Linked DNA regions of Homo sapiens: region 1 is linked to region 2. A link is an interaction called in ENCODE POLR2A ChIA-PET data of the cell type or tissue named here. Cell type or tissue: CD4-positive, alpha-beta T cell. All regions are shown on one strand. Links, peaks and the distances in the headings refer to the core of each region. The heading gives the core; the rest is flanking DNA. Region 1 has its middle 25 kb from the start of TEX101. Region 2 holds the start of ZNF575 (zinc finger protein 575).

Region 1 (7,646 bases), core at 1,364-6,363, 95 kb after region 2:
GTGTCATCAGGACCTCCTGAGGCTGTGTCATGTGCGTGCATTCTCAACCTTGGTCTCCTAATTAACTTTCTGAATTAACTGAGACCTGTCTCAGATTTTCGGGGTTCACAGAGCAATTTATAAATCTTAACCCTGGTGATATGGTTTGGCTCTGTGTCCCCCCAAAACCTCATCTCAAATTGTAATCCCCACATGTGGAGGGAGGGACCTGGTGGGAGGTGATTCGATCTTGGGGGTGGTTCCCCCATGCAGTTCTCATGAGATCTGATGGTTTATAAGTGGCCGTTTCCCCTGCACTGTCTCTCCTGCCACCTTGTGAAGAAGGTGCTTGCTTCCCCTTCCCCTTCCGCCATGAGTGTAAGTTTCCTGAGGCTTCCTCAGCAATGTGGAACTGCAGGTCAATTAAACCTCTTTTGTTTATAAATTACCCAGTCTCAGGTAGTATCTTTTTTTTTGAGACAGAGTTTCCCTCTTGTTGCCCAGGCTGGAGTGCAGTAGTGCGATCTCGGCTCACAACCTCTGTCTCCTGGATTCAAGTGATTCTCCTGCCTCAGCCTCCTGAGTAGCTGATTACAGGTGCCTGCCACCATGCCTGACTTTTTTTTTTTTTTTGTATTTTTAGTAGAGACGGGTTTTCATCATGTTAGCCAGGCTGGTCTTGAACTCCTGACATCGGGTGATCTACCCACCTCAGCCTCCCAAAGAGTAGGGATTACAGGCATGAGCCACCTTGTCTGGCCAGTATCTTTATAGCAGGTAGTATCTTTATAGCAGTGTGAGAATGGACTAATACACCCTTTAATCTTTTCCTCACTTCCTTCAACACTAATGATTTTTGTGAACATTTATCTACTAACATATATTTAACATTATCTTTTTAAAAATTTTTTTGTGAGAGGGGGTCTTGCTCTGTCACCCAGCCTGGGGTGCAGTGGTGTGATCGCAGCTCATGGCAGCCTTGACCTCCTAGGCTTAGGCGATCCTTCTGCCTTAGTTTTCCAAGTAGCTGGGACCACAAGTGTGCACCACCATGCCTAGCTAATTTTTAGATTTTTTTTTTTTTTTTTTGAGACAGAGTCTCGCTCTGTCACCAGGCTGGAGTGCAGTGGTGCCATCTTGGCTCACTGCAACCTCTGCCTCCCAGGTTCAAACAATTCTCTTGCCTCAGCCTCCTGAGTAGCTGGGATTACAGGTGTATGCCACCATGCCTGGCTAATTTTTATATTCGTAGTAGAGATGGGGTTTCATTATATGTTGACCAGGCTGGTCTCAAATTCCTGACCTCAGGTGATCCACCTGCCTCAGCCTCCCAAAGTCCTGGAATTACAGGCGTGAGCCACCACACTCGGCCTTTTTAAATCACGTAAATAATACACAGACTTAATCCTGCTATAGAAATTCAAATGTAGAGTCAACCGTGAAAGTTTCCCTTGTCAAGATTCCCTGGCATCTCCTCTTCCATTCTACTTAGGACCTTGGAATGGGGAGATGCTGCATTTTGGAGGTAAAAATTCCAATAGTAAAGTGAAAGCTAGCATTTACTAAGCAGTCCCCATGACCCAGGCACATATGAACTTTTGAAGGTTATCAGAATCAAAATGGAGTCACTCATGTTAAAAAAAAGAAAAAGAAAAAAAAGCTCCGACCAACAGAGTGAAGGAAAGCCATGGAGAGAGGGTTCTCATACTTGTATGACTGATCACAAAAACTATCACAAAAAAACTGCAAAAAACACAATCTCACACAAAGACCATTGCAAACTTACACAGAAAAATACTTCTGCAAGGACGTTTGCCCAGCAACTGCCTGTCCAACCCCAGACTGGCATCATCTTTGTGATTCATTTTTCTAGCCAAAGATGATTATTTCAAAACCATTATGTAATTCTCCTCATTTTTTTTCTTTAAAAACCTTTGTCTTCTTTGACCTCCTTGAATATGTATAACACTCCTATTCCCATTGCAATTCTCTGTTCTTGAATAAACTTTTTTTTTTTTTTTGAGATGTAGTTTCACTCTTTCGCCCATGCTGGAGTGCAGTGGCATGAACTTGGCTCACTGCAACCTCCACCCCCCGGGTTCAACTGATTCTCCTGCCTTGGCCTCCCTAGCAGCTGGGATTACATGCACCTGCCATGATGCCTGGCTAATTTTTGTATTTTTAGTAGAGATGAGGCTTTGCCATGTTGGTCAGGTTCGTCTCGAACTCCTGACCTCAAGTGATCCACCCGCCTCGGCCTCCCAAAGTGCTAGGATTACAGACGTGAGCCACCTCGCCCAACCAATTTTTGTTTCTTTTAGAGAGCCTCTCGCTGTTTGTTATCTAGGTTGACAACTAATTTAATCACAATAAAATCCACACTCCAAGCTAGGAGTGGCCTGTGCCTGTAGTCTCAGCTACGTGGGAGGCTAAGACAGGAGAATAGCTTGAGCCCAGGAGGTTGAGGCTGCAGTGAGCCATGATTGTGCCACTATACTCCAGCCTGGGCGATAGAGCAAGACCCTGCCTTAAAAAAAAAAATGGCTGGACACGGTGGCTCACGCCTGTAATCTCAGCACTTTGGGAGGCTGAGGTGGGTGGAGTACTTGCGTTCAGGAGTTCGAGACCAGCCTGGGCAATATGGCAAAACCCTGTCTCTACTAAAAATACAAAAAATTAGCCGGGCATGGTGGTGCATGCCTGTAATCCCAGCTACTCTGGAGGCTGAGGCAGGAGAATCACTTGAACCCAGGAGATGGAGGTTGCAGTGAGCCAAGATCGCGCCACTGCACTCCAACCTGGGTGACAGAGCAAGACTCTGTCTCTAAACAAAAACATAAACAAACAAAAAACTTCCTAAATCCATTATCCCCATACTCTGATCTGTGCCTGCCTCTTAGATGCCGCCTCCTGCCATTCTGCCACTTGCCTCTTCTTGCCAGCCTTCTTTCCATTGCTCACACACACCAATCTCATGCCCGCTTCTACACCTTGGCACCACCATTCCCTCTGCTGGGAAAACCTCCCTCATGGTCTCTTCATTCACACGTGGCTGGGATGTCATCTCCTTTTGGTGGGCGTCCCTGACTACCTTATCGAAAGCAGTATCTCCTCTCCCCATCACAGCCTCCGTCCTTTAGTCAGTTGTGCTTCTCTTCAGAGCACTTACTTCTCTCTACCTGACTTCATATCGTAGATCTGTTTGCTTTTTATGCATATGGAACTTTCTCTTGGTCACTGTTTTGGTTTTTTACAGACAGGGTATTGCTCTGTTGCCCAGGCTGGAATGTAGTGGTGTGATCATAGCTCACTTCAGCCTCAATCTCCTGGGCTTAGGTGATCCTCTCACCTTGACCTCCCAAAGTGCTGGAACTATGGGCATGAGCTACCACCCCTGGCTAATTTTTAATTTTTTTTTTCTTCTTTTTGAGATGGAGTTTCGCTCTCGCCTCCAGGCTGGAGTGCATTGGCGCGATCTCGGCTCACCGCAACCTCGGCCTCCCAGGTTCTTAATTTTTTTTTTTTTTTTTTTTTTTAGAGATGGGGTCTTGCTATGTTACCCAGGCTGGCTTTCAATTCCTGGGCTCAATCAATCCTCCCACCTTGGCCTCCCAAAGTGCTGGGGTTACAGGCGTGAGCCATCATGCCTAGTCTGTCTTGGTCATTGTTGTCTCTTTCTCACACAGAGCAAGAGGAACCCCATAAACTGTTGTTTCCTGAATGATGGAACCATCTTGTTGGGTTAGACCTGCTCTTATCCCATTTTATAGATGAGAGATCTAAGGCTCAGGGAAGTTAAGTCACTCAGCTGACAGGTAATGGAGATGGGTTTCAAATCCAAGCAGGCTAGCTTCAGGATTTGGCTGAGCAGCTGCAGGTTTCTTGTATTGGTTAGTTACAATAATGCTGTGTAACAAACCACCCCAAAGCTCAGTAGCATGTTTTTTTAGCTTCTGAGTTTGTGGGTAGGGCATTTAGCTAGGCTTGGCTGGATGGTTCTTCTGGGTCATCTGTACCTTCTCATATGTCTGGAACTCAGCTGTCAGCTATTCCAGGTTGGTCTGCAACAGGTTGGTCTGCAAAACCAATCACGGCGGTTTTGCTTCAAGATGGCGTCACTCTTGACATGCAACAGGCTGCTTTCCCATACACGGCCAAGCCCAGAGTCCTCTCATCAGCTCAAAGTTCTTGGGCTCTGCTTCCAGGTAGGAGAGTCAGAGGCCGTTTAGGGGAGGACCTCAGGGAGCTCCCTTGTATGGCTTCTTTAAAGGACGCTCCCAGGTTCAGGATGCACAGGGTTTTGGCGGCGGGGGCCGGGGTGGAGGCGGCGGGGGGGGGGGGGGCGGGGTAGGGGGTGGGGAGAACGGAAATGAAGTAGGAGAGAGTAGTCAAGCAAAGAAGCTGTTGTGTCTGCATTTGCCATTTGGGTGTGGTTGTCTAGAGGAAGTTGGCAGGAAGCTTTGAAGGCATTCACATTTGCTGGTTGATGAGAAGTGAATGATTTGATGTTATTTGCTCTTAGTCATTGCATTATTTGCTCTTAGTCACTGCATTATCAGTTTTTGTTTTTGTTTTTTTAAATATATGTATGTATCTTTTCATTATATGTCTATGTTTTCTTAATTAATCTTAATCTTTCTTAATCTTAAAATGAAGATTTGCCTTTAGCTCCGTTAAGCATTGATTTGTAAATAAAGGTGCAGATAATGAGGGTTTCATGCATCTCAAGACCTTTGGAGCTCATTTCAAAATCTTTTCTCGTGTGCGCCTCATAGACCTGGATTCCATCCTGGTTCCATGTACGTGATTTGCAGAAGCCACTTAATTGTCATGACAGCTCTATGAAGCCAGACTGTGATTATTGCCATTTTATAAGCCAGGGAAATTTAGTGGTTTGTACAAACCAGTTTCCCAGGATTTTGGCTGCTTGTGAAAAATAACCAGACCCAGATGATTCCAGATGATTTCCCTGAGTAGAATGGGCTGGCTGGGCTGTCACCGGCAGATTAGAGACAGCTGTCTTGGCATGAGGGCCTGAGCCAGGGATCCCAGCTGGGTCTCATCTCTCCAGCATCACAGTAGAGGGCTGGTCTGGTCTGCAGCTGTCATTCTTACCGTTACTGTGGGTGTGGGCGTTTCCTGGTTCCTGATCTTCTGGAGTAACCTCCCTACCCTCAGGGCTCTTGGGCTTGGAGTGCCTTATATCTGTAATAGCAACGATGCTTTTACAGTTGGTGAACCCCAATACATAGATAGACAGATGGATATATAACTCAAACTCTCCGATAAGCATCTTTCAACCTTCCCTCTGAGTCATCATTAAGGACCTTTGGGTTTTTTCCCCTGTAGAGGCAATATTTGAGAGATTTATTGTTCCTGAGGATGCATTTGGAATGTTGGTTAATCGCCCAGGCTGGAGTGCACTGGTACCATCATGGCTCACTGCAGCCTTGACCTGCTGGGCTCAAGTGATCCTCCTGCCTCAGCCTCCTAAGTAGCTGAGACTATAGGCATGCACCACCATGCCCAGCTAATTTTTAAAATTATTTTTATTTTATTTATTAAAAAAATAGAAATGGGGTCTCGCCGTGTTACCCAGACTGGTCTTGAACTCCTAGGCTCAAGCAATACTCCTGCCTTGGCCTCCCAAAGTGCTGGGATTACAGGCATGAGCCACCATGCCTGGCTAATTTTAAAATTTTTTTCTAGAGTTGGGGGTCTCACTATGCTGCCCAGGTTGGTCTTGAAATCCTGGGTTCAAGCAATCCTGCTGCTTCTGCCTCCCAAAGTGCTGGGAGTACAGGCATGGGTCACCATGCCCAGCCCTAATAAGCATTTATTGATTTATCGATTGACGTGGACCGGGGCTGCTGTAGTCATCTGGAAGCTCAATTGGAGCTGGAGGATCTGCTTCTAAGATGGCTCCTTCACATGACTGGCAGGCTGTGCCTGCTGTTGGTAGAAGGCTTCAGTTCCTCAGCCCCATTGGCCTTTCTGAAGGCTGCCTTGTAGGGGCCAGCCCTACGGGGCTTAGCGGGTGTTCTCCCCATGTGCGGAGACGAGAGATTGTAATAAATAAAGACACAAGACAAAGAGATAAAGAGAAAACAGCTGGGCCCAGGGGACCACTACCATCAAGACGTGGACACCGGCAGCGGCCCCAAAAGGCTGGGCTCGCTGATATTTATTGCGTAGAAGACAAGGGGGCAGGGTAAGGAGGGTGAATCTTCTAAGTGATTGACAAGGTGAAGCAAGTCACGTGATCATAGGACGGGGGCCCTTCCCTCTTGGGTAGCCTAAGCAGAGAGAGGGAAGGCAACGTACGTCAGCGTTTTCTTCTCTGCACTTATAAGAAAGATCAAAGACTTTAAGACTTTCACTATTTCTTCTACCCTTATCTACTACGAACTTCAAAGAGGAGCCAGGAGTGCAGGAGGAGCATGAAAGTGGACAAGGAGCATGACCATTGAAGCACAGCACTACAGGGAGGGGTTTAGGCCTTCGGATGACTGCGCGCAGGCCTGGATAATATCCAGCCTTCCATAAGAAGCTGGTGGAGCAGAGTGTTCCCTGACTCCTCCAAGGAAAGGAGACTCCCTTTCGCTGTCTGCTAAGTAATGGGTGCCTTCCCAGACACTGGCGTTACCGCTTGACCAAGGAGTCCTCAAGCGGCCCTTATGCGGGCGTGACAGAGGGCTCACCTCTTGCCTTCTAGGTCACTTCTGACAATGTCCCTTCAGCACCTGACCGTATACCCGCCGGTTATTCCTAGGTTATATTAGTAATGCAACGAAGAGTAATATTAAAAGCTAATGATAAATGTTTATAATAATGATTGATAATTGTCCATGACCATCTCTATCTCTAATTTGTATTACGACTATTCTTATTCTAACTATTTTTTTTTATTATACTGAAACAGTTTGTGCCTTCAGTCTCTTGCCTCGGCACCTAGGTAATCCTCCGCCCACACCCGTTTAGTTGACTCGAGACAGTACAGATCCACCAAAGTGGCTGAAACCTACATACACCAAAAGCATGGCCTTGATGAGGACGAATTTTTCCAAATTTCCTGGAGGGACTTAGAGAATCTTAAGAAGTTTCCAGAAAGCTAAGATGTGTTTCCAGGGCTCTGTGAAGGAAGAAGTTGGTCCCCTTTCAGGGTGTTGTGTGTCCCCATTGGGGTCAAAACCCTGGGAATCCCTGACCTGTGCCATGTCTTTTAAAATTTTCAGGCTAACATCCTTCTGGGGGAACCCAAACCCTGCCTGGGGAATAACTTGAAGCATCTCAGTTCTCAAATTGCCCCCTGCTTACCCCTAAAAGGAGACCACACAGAGCTCCACCAACCTCGAGGCAGGTATGTATGTGGAGGGAGAAGAGCAGGAAGAGATTCAGAGCAGTGTTTCTTTCTTCTCTTTTCTTCTTCTTCGTTTTTAGATTTATTTATTTGTTTGTTTGTTTATTTGTTTGTTTGACAGAGTCTCACTCTGTCACCCAGGCGGGAGAGCAGTGGCAGGATCTTGGCTCACTGCAACCTCCTTGTCCTGGGTTCAAGCGATTCTCATGCCTCAGCCTTCGAGTAGCTGGGATTGTAAGTACACGCCACCACACCTGGCTAATTTTTGCATTTTTAGGACAGACCGGGATTCACCATGTTGGCTTGG
Region 2 (7,646 bases), core at 1,711-6,710:
CTTAATTTTTCCCCATGTCTCTTAGCCTTATTTATGATTAGTCTGTCCATCCTCCACTCATCCATGTCAAGGCTCAACAAACTATAGCCCATAGGCAAAATCCAGCCTACCTAGTGTTTTGGTAAATGTTTATTGGAACACAGCCATGCTCATTCATTTATGTATTGTAATGTGTGTGGCTGCTTTCCTGCTACAGTGGCAGAGTGGAATAGTTGTGGAAGACACTGTATGGCCTGCAAAACTTAAACATATAACAGATGCAGCTGGGCTTGGCGGCCCACGCCTGGAATCCCAGGACATTGGGAGGCCAAGACAGGAAGATCACTTGAGGCTAGGAGATTGAGACCAGCCTGGGCAACATAGTGAGACCCCATCTCTACAAAAAAATTTACAAAAAAAATTTAGCTGGGGGCTGGGCGCAGTGACTCACGTCTGTAATTCCAGCACTTTGGGAGGCCAAGGCAGGTGGACCACTTGAGGTCAGGAGTTAGACCAGCCTGGTCAACATGGTGAAACCCCATCTCTACTAAAAATACAAAAATTAGCTGGGCATGGTGGTGCACACCTGAAATCCCAGCTACTCAGGAGGCTGAGGTAGGAGAAGCTTGAGCCCAGGAGGCAGAGGTAGGTTGCAGTGAGCGGCGATCATGCCACTGCATTCCAGCCTGGACAACAAAGCAAGACTCCATCTCAAAAATAAATAAGCCGGGTGTGGTGGTGCTTGCCTGTAGTCCCAGCTACTTGGGAGGCTGAGGTAGGAGGATCGCTTGCGCCCAGGAATTCAGGGCAATGAGCTGCGATTGTGCCACTGCACTCCAGCCTGGACAACAGAGCAAGACCCTGTCTAAAAAACAAAACAAAACAAAACAAAACAAAAAAAACCCAATGCCCTTTGACTTACAATGATGCTACATCCGGATGAACCCATCATAAAGTTGGAGAATCCTGAAATCAAACCATTGTTAAGTCAGGGGACATCTGTACTCTTTGGCCCTTTATAGAAAAAGGTTGCCACTCCCAGGTCTACAGGTCCAGTTTGTCATATGTCAGCATAAGCACAGGTCTGTTTCTGAGCTCTCAATTGTCTTCCACTGGCCCGTTTTCAAGCCACCACCACCAATTTCATTACTGCACAGCTTTGTAATCTTGTATCTGGGTTGAGGGGGTGGGGAGCCAAGGCTCTCCTACTTGTTCTTCTAAATGGACTTGGGGCCGGGCATGGTGGCTCATGCCTGTAATCCTAGCACTTTGGGAGGCCAAAGTGGGAGTCCAGAAGTTCAGACTAGCCTGGGCAACATAGACCCTGTCTCTACATACATACACACATGGATGAATGAATGACTTGGCTGCTGCTGCTTTTTTTTTTTTTTTTGAGGCAGGCTCTCTGTCGCCCAGGCTGGAGTGCAGTGGTGCAACCTTGGCTCACTGCAACCTCGTCTCCCGCGTCCAAGCGATTCTCATACCTCAGCCTCCCAAGTAGCTGGGATTACAGGTGCATGCCACCATGTCCAGCTAGTTTTTGTATTTTTAGTAGAGATGGAGTTTCGCCATGCTGACCAGGCTGGTTTTGAACTCCTGACCTCAAGTTATCCGCCTGCCTCAGCCTCCCAAAGTGCTGGGATTACAGGCCTGAGCCACTCTGCCTGGTCTGCTGCTGCTTTTTAAAATTAGTGTTCACTTTCCTCACTAGACAAGGTCTGTCTTCAATGCTGTGTCCCCAACACCCCATGCAGGGACCAGCACACAGGAGGTGCTTAGTATTTGTGGAATGAAGAACATTCCAATGTTAGCTTGTTCATCCTTATTTTATAATGAGAGAAACAGGCTCCATAAGGGGAACTGACTTTGCCTGAGGTGTTGCTTGCCCCTTACAAATGCCTTATAACCCACCCATTTTACAACAAAGGCATCTGAATCCAGAGGAGTGACAAAGCTTGTCCAAGGCCTGGCAACTTGTAAGAAGTGGGTCAGGGATGGGTCTGAATCTTGGGCTTTTTTTGTTTTTCTTTTTGAGATGGGGTCTCGCTCTGTCACCCAGACTGGAAGGCAGTGGCACCATCACAGCTCATGGCAGCCTTGACCTGCCAGCTCAAGTGATCCACCTTCCTCAGTCTCCCAAGTAGCTGGGACTAAGGTACATGCCACCACAGCCAGCTTTTTTTTTTTTTTTGGTAGAGATGGTGTCTCGCTATGTTGCCCAGACTGCTCTTGAACTGGCCTCAAGCTAACCAAAGTGCTGGCATTATAGGCGTGAACCACCACACCCAGCCTGAAGCTTGGGCTTTTGAATGTCTTTAAATGGTCAGTGGTATATACCCTTTGTTCTTGCTCTTATCACCTAGTGTATCGGAGATTTTTCCACATCAGTACATATAGCGCTTCCTTTTTTCCTATGGCTACCTATTCCATTCCATGGCTGTAATTCAATAGTCGGTCCCCTGTTCTTGGGCACTTGAGTTGCTTCCAGTCTTTGGCCACAACAGTCGCACTGCAGTGAACACCCTTAACACTATGCTTTTTTTTCACATTCATGAGTTTATAGAATAAATTCCTACAAGTGGAAGAGTTGAGACAAGCATGTATGTATTTTCAATTTCTTAGATACCGTCATATGGCCAAAGTGGAGACACCAGTTTAAACTTTTAACAAGAGAGCCTGTTTGCCCACAATCCTCATCAACCCACGATAGTAGCAGACTTTTTACCTTTGCCATGTAAGTGTGTGGGGAGAAGCAGAGCCAGCGCTGTCAAACCACAGCTCCACGTCCATGGTTTGAGATCTCCCCAAAGCAGGGGAGCAAAGAGTTCCTCGGGCTTCTGAGCTCGAGCCCAGTATAAATGGCCAATCCCTTGCCCTGCCCTCTGCCAGCTATCTGGAAGAGGCGAGCTCATACAGTCGGTCTTAGAAATCCCACCTCTTACTGGCTAGGGCTGGCGGCAGAAGGGGACAGTGAGCCAAGGGAGGGCTCAGTCTCTCTCCCCCTTGTGCTCCACCTGGTGGTGGCTGCGTTGATGAAGGAGCAGTAAGCGTCTCTGGCCAAAGGCCTGGCCGCAGCTGGAGCATCGGTGCCAGGCAGTCGCCTGGCTGCCGGGCGCGGTTGGGGGGTCGTGACATAGGCGATGGGCGGCCAGCTTGGAGGGAAATGAGAAAGCCTTGGGGCAATGCGGGCAAGGATAGGGGCGGGCGTCGGTGGCGTGGTGCGTGTGGCGGTGGGCCGCCAGCTTGGAAGGGTAGCAGAAGGACTTGGGGCAGTCGGGGCACGGGTAGGGGCGGGTGGGTGCGTGGGTCCAGAGGTGAGCCGCCAGCTTGGAGCGGTGGCCAAAGGACTTCGGGCAGTGTGGGCACGGGTGCGGGCGGGCGCCGCTGTGCGTGAGGCGGTGGGCTGCCAGCTTGGAGGGGTAGGAGAAGGCCTTGGGGCAGTCTGGGCATGGGTGGGGTCGGGCGCCTCCGTGTGCTAAGCGGTGCGTGGCCAGCTTGGACGGGTACGAGAAGGCCTTGTCACAGTCGGGGCAGCGGTGCGGGCGCTGGGGCGGGGGCCGCCGGCGAGGCCGGGGAGGCGAGCCCGCGGACGCGGTGGGCCCTGGAGCTGACTGGCTGGGCTTCTGCGGTGGGCCCTGGTGGGGAGCTGGGGGACAGGAGGGCTGGTGGGCTCCAGGAAGCAGCCAACGCCCTGGGCCTAGGCCAGGCTCCGCCACGACTTTGATATTCGTGGGGCTCCTCCAAGTGTACCTGGGCACCTCAAGCATCACATTGAGACTCCCCAAATTGCATGTTTCTGCTCCCCCCTCCCCCCAGGCGTCATTCTGAGGGACTCCAAAGGGTTACTTTCCTGGATCCCCAAAGCTACTAAGGCTTCCTCAAAGCTACCAAGGTATCCGTTTCTAGTATCTTCCCAGTGATCACCCTGACATCCCGCATGTCATCCCTGACCCGTCCCTTCTGTAAGGCTCATTTCCTGAGCCTTAGCAAATGGTCACTGAGGCTCTCTCTGAGCCAAATGGGAGGATTTCCCAGAATGTGGCAGTTTTGGGGATCCCAAATAGTCATCACCCTAGGGCCCTCAAATTTTCACCCTGAGATTCCCCCAGAATGTGATTATTTTGGCCCCCGTTCCTGGAGAATGCTCCCTACTCACAGGCGGGGCACTCTCACCTTCTTTGGTCACTGGTTCCTTGCCAGTGGGACTAGGATCGGTAGCCCCGGCCGCGGACTCCGCGCCTCGCTCCAGCATCTTGCTGGCACAGGAACCTAGGGGCAGGGCGCGGGGCGGGGGTGACGCCGGTGATGACCAGGCTGATGGGGATAGGGTTGGAGGGCCTAAAATGAGGGATCACACTGTTTAGGAGCAAGGTCTGCAAGTATGGGATGCTAAGGCGGGGGCAGGCTTAGCGGGGAGGCGGAGCCTAAGAGCACAGTGAGCGGGGCTATGCAAATTCAAGCCAGAGGCAGTCCCTTCGCTATCTAAACCCAGGGTTGGAGTCTTTCAGCAGAGTGGGCGGAGTCTCCACAACTAACTCAGCGGCCGTCTTAAGCGCGGAGCCGGCGGGGCCTATGCGCAGAGTGGGCGGGACCTTCCCCACCAGACCCTGCAGTCCTGGAATGGGCGGGGCTGTACAAAAAAAGTCTTGTTCTGAAACTAGACCCAGGGGGCGGGGGCCTTCGAGCGGAGTGGGCAGGTCTTTCATCACCGTCCCAGGGGAGGGGCCTATGGGCACAGTGGGCGGGGCTTCACGTCGAAGACCTAGCTTTACCCGGCTTTTGACTTAGTCTCAGTTCATTGACGCCGCGTCAACTGCGCCCTTCTTGCCGTTAAATTTCATCCCTGGCTTGGATGGGGCCGTGGAGGATAGAGGGGGGACCTGGAGGAAGATACGGAAGGAACCTGGCATGCGTCGCGGTCCAGAGACCCCTAATGGACTTTTCCCTCAGAGTCCCAAGCGTAAAGGATTCAATGCACCCCTCGGAATCAGACATTCAGGCACCGATGCACCCTCCCGAGGCTCTGGCACCAATGCACAGTCCCTCCAGCATCTCCAGAATCTAGGCGTCCGGACCACAACCGATCTCCCTCGGGGTGATTCTGGCATTCAGCCTGCAAGCCAATATCCGCGCCCGAACCCCTGCGCCCTCACCTGCAGGACGGCCCCTCCCCGGGGGCGGGGCTTCCGGCTCCTCCCGCCACGGCCACGGCCGCAGCCGCTGTCGCCGCTGCTGCACTGCCCTCGGACCAGCGGAGCTGCCCCGCCCGGCGCGCGTCCGGCGTCGGGGGAGGGCAGGCAAGGGAGCGCGCGCAAGCTGCTTAGCCCAACCTCATTTCCATCCCCTCCTCCCACGCTGGACCAAAGGGGGCGTCAGAAAGCATGCGCAGTGCGGGCTGGCAGAGGCTGCAGAGAGGGGGAAGAAGGAATGGAAGGAGGGGCTGGGTGCGCCAGCCAGGCAGGCAAGTTCGTGAGCAAGCGCGAAGCTACCGTATCGACAGAAAGTGCACCGCCGGTGGCGGGGCCTACGGTGGCTGACTGGAGTCAAGCATGTACAAGACTAACATGGACAAACTGCGCTTGGAAATCAGTGCATGCACCCGTCTTTTTAATGTCCCTCTTCTTTTCGAGAATTCCGCTGAGTTCCATCTCCAGAGGCAGTTTCAAGAGCTCGCTGCTAATTCTACCCTTCAAGGCGTTTGCAAAAAGTCTGGCCAGTTCTTCGAGAGAGGGCGGGGGCGGGACTCCGGGCTCAAAGAGAGCCAGTGCCCAATAAAAGGCACGTTATTTGCACAGCGCCTTGGCACACCTCGCTATTGGGTGATTCAAGATTCTCAGCCACGCACCCATCTACCTTCCCCCTCGGAAGCCTGGGTGGTCCCGAGGTGCCCTGGCCCATGCTCTTGGTGCCAGGCCTGGGGTGGCATGCAGCTTAGCATTCTTCCCGAGCAGTGGCGGTGCACCTTCCTGCCTGGTGCAGAAAGGACCAGGAAATGCCCATAAAAGTCCTCTGCATGGGTGGGTCTCAGTCCGATAACCCGCAAGGTCTGGCGATCCCTGGGAGTTTGGCGGGGTTATTTGGACTCTGGAGCCAGATTGCCTGGGTAACTGGTTTGGAATACGGCTGTGCCACTTTCTAGCCGTGTGACCCTTTCTAGCTCTCTTTCTAGGCCTGTTTCCTCATCTATAAAATGGAGCGTTTTTAGGATTAAATATGATAATCAATGGAAAGTGTTTAGACTAGAAAGTGCCTAGGCCGGGCTCCCTGTCTCATGCCTGTAATCCCAGCACTCTGGGAGGCAGAGGCGGGCGAATCACTTGAGCCCAGGATTTCCAAACTAGACGGGGGCTAGGCACGGTGGCTCACGCCTGTAATCCCAGCACTTTGGGAGGCGGAGGTGGACGGATCACCTGACGTCAGGAGTTCGAGACCAGCCTGGCCAACATGGTGAAAACCCGTCTCTACTAAAAATACAAAAATTAGTCAGGCATGGTGGCACACGCTTGTAATCTCAGCTACTCCGGAGGCTGAGGTGGGAGGATGGCTTGAACCTGGGAGGCAGAGGTTGCAGTGAGCCAAGATCAAGCCACTGCACTCCAGCCTGGGCAACAGAGTGAGACTCCGTCTCAAAAAAACAAAAAAACCAAAAACCCAAACAAACAAAAATCCCAGCCTAGGCAACATAGTGAGACACCTCCCCATCTTAAAAAAAAAAAAAAAAAAAAAAAAAAAGTCTGGCTTAATGGCAGCCTGTAGTCCCAGCTATTTCACGGGGGTAGGGAGTGGGGACTCACCCAGGAGTTCATGTCTGCAATGAGCTATGATTGTGTTACTGCATTCCAGCCTGCGCAACAGAGTGATACCCCGTATCTTTAAAAAAAAAGTTTTTAAAATAATTATTCACTCATGACCAGTATTGTTTGATTTACCCCCCATCCACTCTTCCCAAATGATTCTGAAGCTAAATGTCAAACATCATATCTCATAAATATCTTTTTATTACACTTGATTTGCTTGACTTAAGATCTAAATGAGCTCCACACATTGTATTAGTTTGAAGTGACACTTCGGTCTCTCTCTCTCTCTTTTTTTTGAGATGGAATCTCGCTGTGTCCCCCAGGCTGGAGTGCAGTGGCGCAATCTTGGCTCACTGCAACCTCTGCCTCCCGAGTTCAAGCGATTCTCCTGCTTCAGCCTCCCAAGTAGCTGGGATTACAGGTGTTCACCACAACACCCAGCTAATTTTTGTATTTTTAGTAGAGACAGGGTTTCACCATGTTGGCCAGGCTGGTCTCGATCTCCTGACCTCGTGATCCACCCGTCTTGGCCTCCCAAAGTGCTGGGATTACAGGGGTGAGCCACTGTGCCCACCTCTTTCTTTTTTTGCACGGAGTCTTGCTCTGTCACCCAAGCTGGTGTGCAGTGGCGAGATATCAGCCCACTGTAACCTCCACCTCCCAGGTTCAAGTGATTCTCCTGCTTCAACGTCCTGAGTAGCTGGGATTACAGGTGCCCGTCACCACGCCTGGCTAATTTTTTTTTTTTTTTTTGTATTTTTGGTAAAGATGGAGTTTCACCATGTTGGCCAGGCTGGTCTCAAACTCCTGACCTCAGGTGATCCGCCCACTTCGGCCTCCCATGGTGCTGGGATTTCAGGTGTGAGCCAC

What was found. Peaks named below come from ENCODE experiments on the same cell type or tissue, not always from the same donor. Only the 100,000 strongest peaks of a DNase experiment are listed, where the experiment ranks them.
Region 1: POLR2A ChIA-PET joins it to region 2 with 36 read pairs; 19 of 35 experiments call an interaction of 5 or more read pairs at or near these places.

What each region holds. Positions count from the first base shown.
Region 1 is chr19:43,436,100-43,443,745 of GRCh38, reverse strand. No RefSeq gene overlaps it. Among named protein-coding and RNA genes, the nearest start is that of TEX101, 25 kb to the right of the region's middle. In CD4-positive, alpha-beta T cell, for the core only: no CTCF peak of the experiment used is centred there; DNase peaks (open chromatin) are centred at 4,425 and 6,285; H3K27ac peaks cover 1,891 bases.
Region 2 is chr19:43,531,008-43,538,653 of GRCh38, reverse strand. ZNF575 (zinc finger protein 575) reads right to left here and starts at 5,466. Exons shown (of 4, transcript NM_174945.3): 1 at 5,133-5,466; 2 at 4,752-4,859; 3 at 4,153-4,317; 4 at 2,567-3,625. The coding sequence starts at 4,231. The coding sequence ends at 2,967. RefSeq lists silencers at 5,051-5,360, 7,328-7,499. In CD4-positive, alpha-beta T cell, for the core only: CTCF peaks have their summits at 2,981 (motif pointing left) and 5,450; DNase peaks (open chromatin) are centred at 3,353, 3,403, 4,603, 5,433 and 1 weaker place; H3K4me3 peaks cover 2,087 bases; H3K27ac peaks cover 2,325 bases.